Regions from separate parts of the Homo sapiens genome. Here region 2 is linked to region 1. A link is a contact called in ENCODE Hi-C or POLR2A ChIA-PET data. All regions are on one chromosome and are shown on one strand. The core of a region is the stretch at or near the end of the contact, and the rest is flanking DNA. Distances in the headings are between cores, read along the strand shown.

Evidence for each region. A loop is a pair of places that touch in the nucleus more often than their neighbours do. ChIA-PET counts read pairs that join two places held with the same protein, here RNA polymerase II (POLR2A). Pooled maps may share reads with other maps.
Region 2: a map with no recorded cell type shows a loop between it and region 1 (5-fold over the local background). The contact joins the promoter of RPL37A here to the enhancer-like site in region 1. A Hi-C loop is called at or near these places in 1 of 37 single-sample maps with no recorded cell type and 2 of 50 pooled maps. POLR2A ChIA-PET finds 5 or more read pairs at or near these places in 1 of 52 experiments (activated CD8-positive, alpha-beta memory T cell).

What each region holds. Positions count from the first base shown.
Region 1 is chr2:213,019,656-213,023,645 of GRCh38, forward strand. It overlaps IKZF2 (IKAROS family zinc finger 2), which reads right to left. Exons shown (of 9, transcript NM_001387220.1): 7 at 2,338-2,475. Among named protein-coding and RNA genes, the nearest start is that of MIR4776-2, 95 kb to the left of the region's middle. Within about 2 kb of position 2,741, at least 3 of the 41 ENCODE cell types and tissues checked have a DNase peak (open chromatin) inside an H3K27ac peak, as active enhancers do.
Region 2 is chr2:216,496,406-216,500,702 of GRCh38, forward strand. RPL37A (ribosomal protein L37a) reads left to right here and starts at 2,439. Exons shown (of 4, transcript NM_000998.5): 1 at 2,439-2,472; 2 at 2,865-2,993; 3 at 3,544-3,626. The coding sequence starts at 2,470. RPL37A-DT (RPL37A divergent transcript) reads right to left here and starts at 2,347. Exons shown (of 4, transcript NR_183317.1): 1 at 2,202-2,347. RefSeq lists enhancers at 1,856-1,945, 2,126-2,515.

The sequences.
Region 1 (3,990 bases), core at 1,491-3,990:
TGGTATCAGAAGCTACCCTCAATCCCTTCTCCTCTTTGGTTTTACCCTCTGCTCTACCTACCCAGTGCCCCTACCCCTTTCCCACTTTCCCCCACTTGGTTCCAGCTTCAGCACCACCTGTAAAGGGCCTGTGCCTACGGAGGGCTAAGCAATCTGGGGAATAGGGGGTAAGACTGAGGCCCCAGTTGTTTAGGGGACATATCTTTGCTTCTCTCAAAATATACTTGTTTAAATTTTTCGTTAGCATTTGATTCTCTAAAAGTTCAATCTGCCAACAGATAATTCAATGTTGATTATAATAATTTATTTACATTTTACCTCCCTATTACCATATAGTCTTTTAGGAGTATGTATGCAATACAGAATTCCATAAATAACTAGGAATGCAAAAATAATAAATAAAGTTGGAAATGCATAACGCCATCAAATGTCAGAACTGCAATGGGAGAATATAATATAGAAAAACTAGTAGCAATGCCATAAGGTGTTTTGGGGAAGATTTGGTATTCCCCCAAGCTTCCATCAGCTTCCAGCCTCAATTTACCCTTAAATCCATCAATTTAAATAGTAACAGTGTATTTGGTCAGCAAATGAAACTTCTAATGCTTAAGTTACTGCTGGTAAATAACAAATTTATAGGGAATAGCACATTTACTGTTATTCAGTTATTTAATGTTCTCAAATGTTAACAGTAAAGCAAACCATTTATTGGGCATTTATTACATATCCAGTCACATTTAATCCTCAAACCCAGCCTATGAGTGACACACCCAGACACGAAGTAGCCAGAGCAGGTTTGGCAGACTCCGAGACGCACCATTTTGTAATCTCTATGTTCCAGATCCTATGCTATCATCATCAGCCCAGGTAATGCAAGCTTGAAATATCAAATTTACCAAGACTTGATACACAGATAGGTTTGTAAAAAATGTTAATGATGATAATATAAAAATAAATGGACTTGATCACAAATCAATAGAATTAGATTCTTTAGATTATAGAAACTAGAAGGAAATGCTTCAGTTGTTCAGGATAACAAGAAAATTTTAAATTAAAAAAATTCCCAACTCAACAACACATAATCACTAGCTGTCCAACAAACACAGTTCCATAGTATATACTCTATAAAACAAACAGAAAACCCCAGAAATAATCCTTGACCTGGCTATGTATAAGCCAATACATAGATATTTATATTTTAAAAGTGACTGTCGCAATCCCCAACTATACCATTTAATACTGGGCAAACCTTTTTTAAATAAAAGATATACAAGTGGCCAGGTGCAATGGTTCACACCTGTAATCCCAGAACTTTGGGAAGGCAAGGCGGGCAGCTCACCTGAGGTCAGGAGTTTGAGACCAGCCTGGCCAACATGGCGAAACCCCGTCTCTACTAAAAATACAAAAACTAGCCAGGCCTGGTGGTACATGCCTGTAATCCCAGTTACTTGGCAGGCTGAAGCAGGAGAATCGCTTGAACCGGGGAGGCAGAGGTTGTGGTGAGCTGAGATCGTGCCACTGCACTCCAGCCTGGGTGGCAAAGTGAGAGTCCATCTCAAAAAAAATAAAATAAAATAAAAAATAATTTAAAAAAATAAATAAAAGATATACATGTACTAATAAGTTGAGATTTTTGTCTTTGTATAAATAAAACTTATCAGTAGACAAATCTAATTAGTAAGACAAGATAGACATTACAAATCTTAAGAACTGAAATTCATTATTTTCCTATATAAGGCTGATTATTAAAATTAACTTTTCAGGAACAGAGAATTATTCATTGATAAACCTTAGGGATTGCCTTCCTACCTGCCGTAGTGTATTTAGAGATCAGGATGTTTTGCTTGGAGAATGTTTTTTGTGGAGAGAGATGGTGTCTAATGTTGGTCTAGATTGTTTTGCACATTGTAGAAAGCAAAATCAGTAATTTCTCATAAAAATTAAAGGGCCGATTGGAGAAATTTCAAATTATATGACTGATCACTTACCTGAGATGAAAATATTCAAATAACCAATTCATTCTTTTAGGCAGCCTACAGACTAATGTGGAATCAGCTCTAACTATCTGGTTAGAAAAATGAAAAAGAAGAGTAAATAGTACCTTCCTTTGGTATATGAAAGGTTGGTTGTCATTATTATGCTAATTCAAACATTATCAGAAATAATTTGGGAGTATTGCAAAATTTCAATACAGATTATTTGCAATGTATCCCAAAGCTCAACTCATTTAAGTTAAAGTGATCTAAAATAGTTTTAAACAGCATAAGATTTTATCTTCATGTTGAACTACAAAAGCAGTAGGGGGAAATAAAAATGATGAATCCAGTTTCTACCCACCATGGTGACTCATGACCTGCCCAGCAGCCTCCATGCTGACATTCTGGAGATAGTTGTGGCAGCGTTCCTTGTGCTCCTCCAGTGAACTGCGCTGCTTGTAGCTTCGTCCACAGTAGTTGCACTTGTGAGGTTTACCCACTGTGAAGAGAACTCAAGGTCAGTGTGCTGTTAGTCTCATCAACATTCAAAGCAAAATCAATAGCTAACTTTTGATAGTCTGGAGGAAGCACTCATATAATTTTCAGACTTAAATCTCTTCCTCCTTTACATTCCAATTTTGGTAAGAAAAGATAATACATTTCTACCAAGACAAAGACAAGAAGACAGGTGGATCGTACCTCTGGCAACAGGGGAAATACTGAATCAAATTCTTGCTCTGACTGTATTCTAGACCTTGAGGGCCTGGTGATCAGTCTTCAAATTATCTCACTCTTAATACACTGACTCTCAGCTTTGACTCATTCAAGACAAATCAGGAGTATCCTAGATACATCAAGAGTTGTGGTTTTTTTTTGTTTGTTTTCTTTTCGGGTAAGGGCAGAGAATTTTACAGAAGAAAACTTAAAATGCAACAACTTGAAATGTCACAGTTTAATAAAGAGATTATTCTTGGGTACCAAGAAGATTAAAAAGAACTCAAGTGGTGAGAAAAAGTACAGATGAAAGTAGAGTTTCCTTTCCTTTCACCTTGGTAACAACTATTCACACATGCAAAATTTTGTGGCAGGTAAGTATATTCTCCCTCATCAGCTTTTATAATACCAAGAATTAACCTACTAGGTGCTTTGAGTCAGGATTATTACACAATATGTAGTTACAAAATGACAGTAATATTTTCCAAAACATCTCACATTAAGGAAATGAATTATTCCCTAATAGCTAGGGAGCCATTATCTCAGTGTCATTATCTCAATACATCTGTTAAAATACTAAGATGTTCAGTTAAAAAAAACCTTAAAAAACAAAGAAGAAAAATATAATCTCTATGGAAAGAAGCATGTTTTAATGCATGACTCTTCATAAGGACATCACAGAGCACTTTGACTCTTGGTTTTGAATGAATACAGAACAACATAAAACCCCAGGTGGTCTGTGCCAAAGCCCTCAATAGTAAAGCACCGTGTGATCCAGGCCCGTGTCTCTATTTGACTCCCAGAGGAATTATTTAGTTTTGCTCAGAGAATAACAGACAACTCTTTTTCATGACCAAAGATAGCATCCCTAACTCCAGTTAACTTATAAACCCATGCTATGACACTGGTCACAAGAGGAACTGAAATACTATAACAAGGCAAGGTATTCATGGCTGCCTGAAAGTTTCACTGTACTGATGAAAAAGAAAGCTACACCAAACCTTTAGATTGTAATTGAGGTACACATAAATTAAGATCAGTTATTTCATAATCATAATTGTTTGTAAACTATCATAAAAGTTATTTATGGAGTGATTATTCATTTTTTTAAAAATGCTTGGCAAACCAGCTTCTATTTTTTGGAACCATGGATTTCTGGGAAGTAGCTGAGAATACTGTGCAGAACTTGTATCACCATGTGACAGCATTAAAAATACAAAAAATAAGTTTTGCTGAAATCATCTAGTGTAAATACTATAAATAAATTTACATGTAATTATGTTCCAAGATATGGGACTAC
Region 2 (4,297 bases), core at 1,189-3,688, 3.5 Mb after region 1:
AAGAGACAACTACCTTTATTCCACAAAATTGTGCAAGATGTGCTGACATAAAGCACATGGTGGGTCACTGCCCCAGTGGCACTCAAAGTCTGGAAGCTCTTCCTGGAATCATAGGAGGGAAGAACTGGACAGGACCTTGAAGACCACCTGGTCCAGCTCCTTGTAAATAAAGATGGTGGCTGCTGGGAGGTGGGGAGGTGGTTCTCCATGTGGGGACTGTGGCTTACCTAAAGTCAAACCACAAGGTAGTTACAGATCCTGGCCCAGACTGAGTGCCAGGGACCTGATTTTAATTCAACTATGTTTTCTGATGTGCTTTTTCAGTGCACTAAATATTATGATTTGGCGTAGTACAAGCTAGCAATTAGGAGAACTAACTTTGGGATCAGACAGACCAGATTTGAGTTCTAATTGCTGTGTGACATTGAGCAAGTTTCTTAACTTCCCTGAGATGAGTTTCTTTTTTCTTTCTTTTTTTGTTTTTGTTTTGAGAAAGGATCTCACTCTGTTGTCCAGGTTGGAGTGAAATGGTGTGATCATAGCTCACTGTAACCTCTGAACTCCTGGGCTCAAGCAATCCTCACGTTTCAGCCTTTTGAGCAGCTAGAACCACAGATGTGTGTCACCATACCTGGCCTATTATTTTTTTGTGTGTGTGGAGATGGGGTCTCGCTATATTGTCCAGGCTGCCTAGAACTCCTGGTCTCAAAGAATCTTTTCCAAGAGAGACTCTGTCTCAAAAAAAAAAAAAAAAAAAAAAAAAAAAGAAAAAGAAAAAAGAAAGAAAAGTATATAATAACTTGTCAGAGGTCCCACAGCTGGTAAATAGCAGAGTTCTGTTTTGAACCCATACTGAATCCAGAGCCTCTAAGTTCCTAATCATTACATGAGACTTCCTCTCTTTTTCTTAGTAATGAAGATAATAATCATTCCTATCATAAAGGATAATGGAAAATTAAATGAGAACATCCACATAAAATACTCAGTGCCTACCATGTGTTACCCTCCAACAATTGTAACCATATGAAGTACATAGCTGTTTGCAAGTTGCTTTGATTTGATTTGATTCATATATATTTTTTGAGACAGAGTCTCACTCTGTTGTCCAGGCTGGACTGCAGTGGCGTGATGACAGCTTACTGCAGCCTCAACCTCCCAGGCTCAAATGATCTTCCCACCTCAGCCCAGGTATGCAAGTTGACTTTAATACAATTGTGAGGAAAAGTGAACAGGTGCAAAATTATTTGAGACAGTTAATATTAAGCTTTGGGAACGGAAGCTACTTGTTACCGGACTTCTGATTGGAATCAGGGCCACACAATGCCTTTCAGCTCCCATGGTCTTTCTTGGCCCTCTAATCATGGATTCTCTCTTACACTCTTATTCCAGTAGTTTTCTGAGCTTCTTATTCTCTGGATTAGCCATCCCCTGAAAAAAGGCAACCAAACTTCCTAGTGTGTGTGTTCTACGTGAAGAAAGAAGATCATGTGTCTAGTTCCAGAACACACCCTCCCCACCCCCGGCCTCAACCAGAAATCCAATTCTTCCCTGCTGACCCCTTTGAGAGACCTGGAGGGACAGAGAATTGACGGTGGGTAAAGGGTAAGATGTTGGAGTTTAAGGGTTCAGGCCTGGACCAGGAAGCTGTCTTAACAGCCTAGTGTGGGGCCATGGAAGTGAGTTCTGAAATGAAGTGGAAGGCAGGCCATCCGCACTGAGATGCAGCAGCTGGAACACAAAACTCCAAGGTGACTGTTAACTTTTCCCCAGCCTTCCAATCTCAGACTTTCCTCAGGAAACACCAGGCTCTTCTGAATTAGTCGCGAGCAGAACCATCGTCCTTTCCTTCAGAACTCTGACCAGTTTGAAACTGTCTAACTTCTTAATGTGGCTATATGATCGTTTGCAGCTGGCCTGCAACTTGTTCTGGGAATGGAACCTTGGATTTTAGTCACCACTGTCGCTAGCATCCTGCACAGTCAGCCACTTTTAGAGAGCATAATGCAGAGGGGGAAATAAATGAGATTTGGAATAGAGACGGGGTTTCACCCTGCTGGCCAGGCTGGTCTCGAACTCCTGACCCACCCCGCCTCCCAAAGTGTTAGAATCACAAGCGTGAGCCACCGCGCCCGGCCCCACAAATGTAAGATTTATGCACTTCTCCAAGCCAAGTGCTGTGCATCGAATGGAGGAACTCGTACCTTTGCAGGATTTTGTGATATATGTGAAATAATCCGGACATGCTTCTGCTATGGTTGTTTGTCGCCATAGTTTGCGAATCTGGGTAAACCTGGATGAGAGAGACGCCTTACAATTGCAAACATTTCTCAGGAGGCCGCCTGAAAACGCCCAAACCATAGAGCTCAGTTCCTAGCTAGGCCTCTACCAGCCACTTCCGCTCGTCCGCCTAATACCGCGCCTGCGCACCGCGTCTCTTCCTTTCTGGGCTCGGACCTAGGTCGCGGCGACATGGTGAGTGTGGGTCTCTGTGCGGCCTAGAACTCTATCTGCCTGCATCTGTCCTTGTTTTCTTCTCCCGCACCCATCTCCTCTCCTGCCTTACCCCGTGTTCTCTCCTGTCTCCATGCCTTTGCAGGAGACACCATTGTCGGAAGCTCCCCAAGGCGGAGGGGCGGGGGCGCCTTGGCTGGGCCTGGCGCGCTCCAGCCGGGTTAACGCCGGGCCTTCGGAGCGCGCGGCCAGCCCTGGGCACTGGTTTCGTTGGGTTGAATTTAGGGAAAACTAGGTCATATGTAATTCACATGTCGGTCACACGTCAGTGAGGTGGAGGAACGGTGTGTGGAGGCTCCAGGGCCTGCCTGGGTTCCAGGTCTATCACTGGTTTCTCCCTTCACTCTAAACAGGCCAAACGTACCAAGAAAGTCGGGATCGTCGGTAAATACGGGACCCGCTATGGGGCCTCCCTCCGGAAAATGGTGAAGAAAATTGAAATCAGCCAGCACGCCAAGTACACTTGCTCTTTCTGTGGCAAAGTAAGTAAGGCAAAGTCTCTGGTGAGAGGAGAGGGAGGGCAGGTTTCTTACCCAAGTGAGGCCTGACTTCAAGGTATTTTATAAGCCGTGTGCTGGTGGGCAGTTGGAATTACTCATACCGTTGATTATGAGTTTTAAGATAAAAGTGTTGATGGTAACTTCAGATTTTGTGAGACGTTTTTCATTTAAAGAAAACCGCTTAAACGTTAATGGGTAAAATAATCATTTGACAGAGTGCCCCCAGCCTAAGCCAAACCTGCTTTGTGGGAAATGATTCCATCAGTTTTGTCTACTGATGTTTCTGCACCAACTCCCAAGATGTCTGTGCATCTAATACCATTCTACTTGTTCTGCGAGGGATTTTTGTTTGATAAAGGTTTGAACGTTTATGTGCAAAATACTGCATTACAGCAATCCCTGTTTTGTTTTTGAGGGAGAAAGGGAGGCTTTCACATCCCTGACAATAAGGTGAATCCAAATTTAGACTTCTGGATGCTTGTAAGAGAAAATACTTACTTGGTTCATAGTGAAAATTGGTTCTCTTTTATAGACCAAGATGAAGAGACGAGCTGTGGGGATCTGGCACTGTGGTTCCTGCATGAAGACAGTGGCTGGCGGTGCCTGGACGTACAAGTGAGTCTAGTTCCTTGTGGTATTTGGAAGTGTGTGGACCACATAGGCCCAAATTCCAGGTTGCTGCTGGATGGGCTAGTTTTAACACTTTCTCAGGACTGAGAGAATAAGGATGCCTTTGTATTTTCAGGATTCTTCCGTGGTGGTTTATTTTCAGTTATTGAAAGAGTAAACACAAAACTACCAAAATAGAAGTCGGAAATCTAATTCACAGACTACTTTAGAATTTGATGGTCACTGGGCACATTGTTGTGAACATTGTCATGATACTGTGCAGGTCCATTAGTGGGGCTGAATCTACTGAACGTTGATTTGCACTGCAAGTTTTGATAAAAATAGGTGAAGGGGTCAGTTAGTTCAAAACTGTATTTGGAACTTGAGGCCATCAGGACCACCACAGTTTCGTCTTTCTGAACAGTATTAGACTGCTGCAGGTTTGTGAATCTGCAACTCAGTATCACCTGACAGGGCGATACTACAAACACTATACTACAAACTAGCATCTAGACCTGTGTTGTCCAATACACTAAGCACATATATGGCTAGTGTAATTAAAGAATTGGATTTTAAAGTTTCAGTCAATTTAAACTTAAACCGAAGCAGTGGAAAATGTTGAAATATATATATATTCCTTGTGGGGGTTTTTATTAGGGCAGAATGGAAAATGGGAA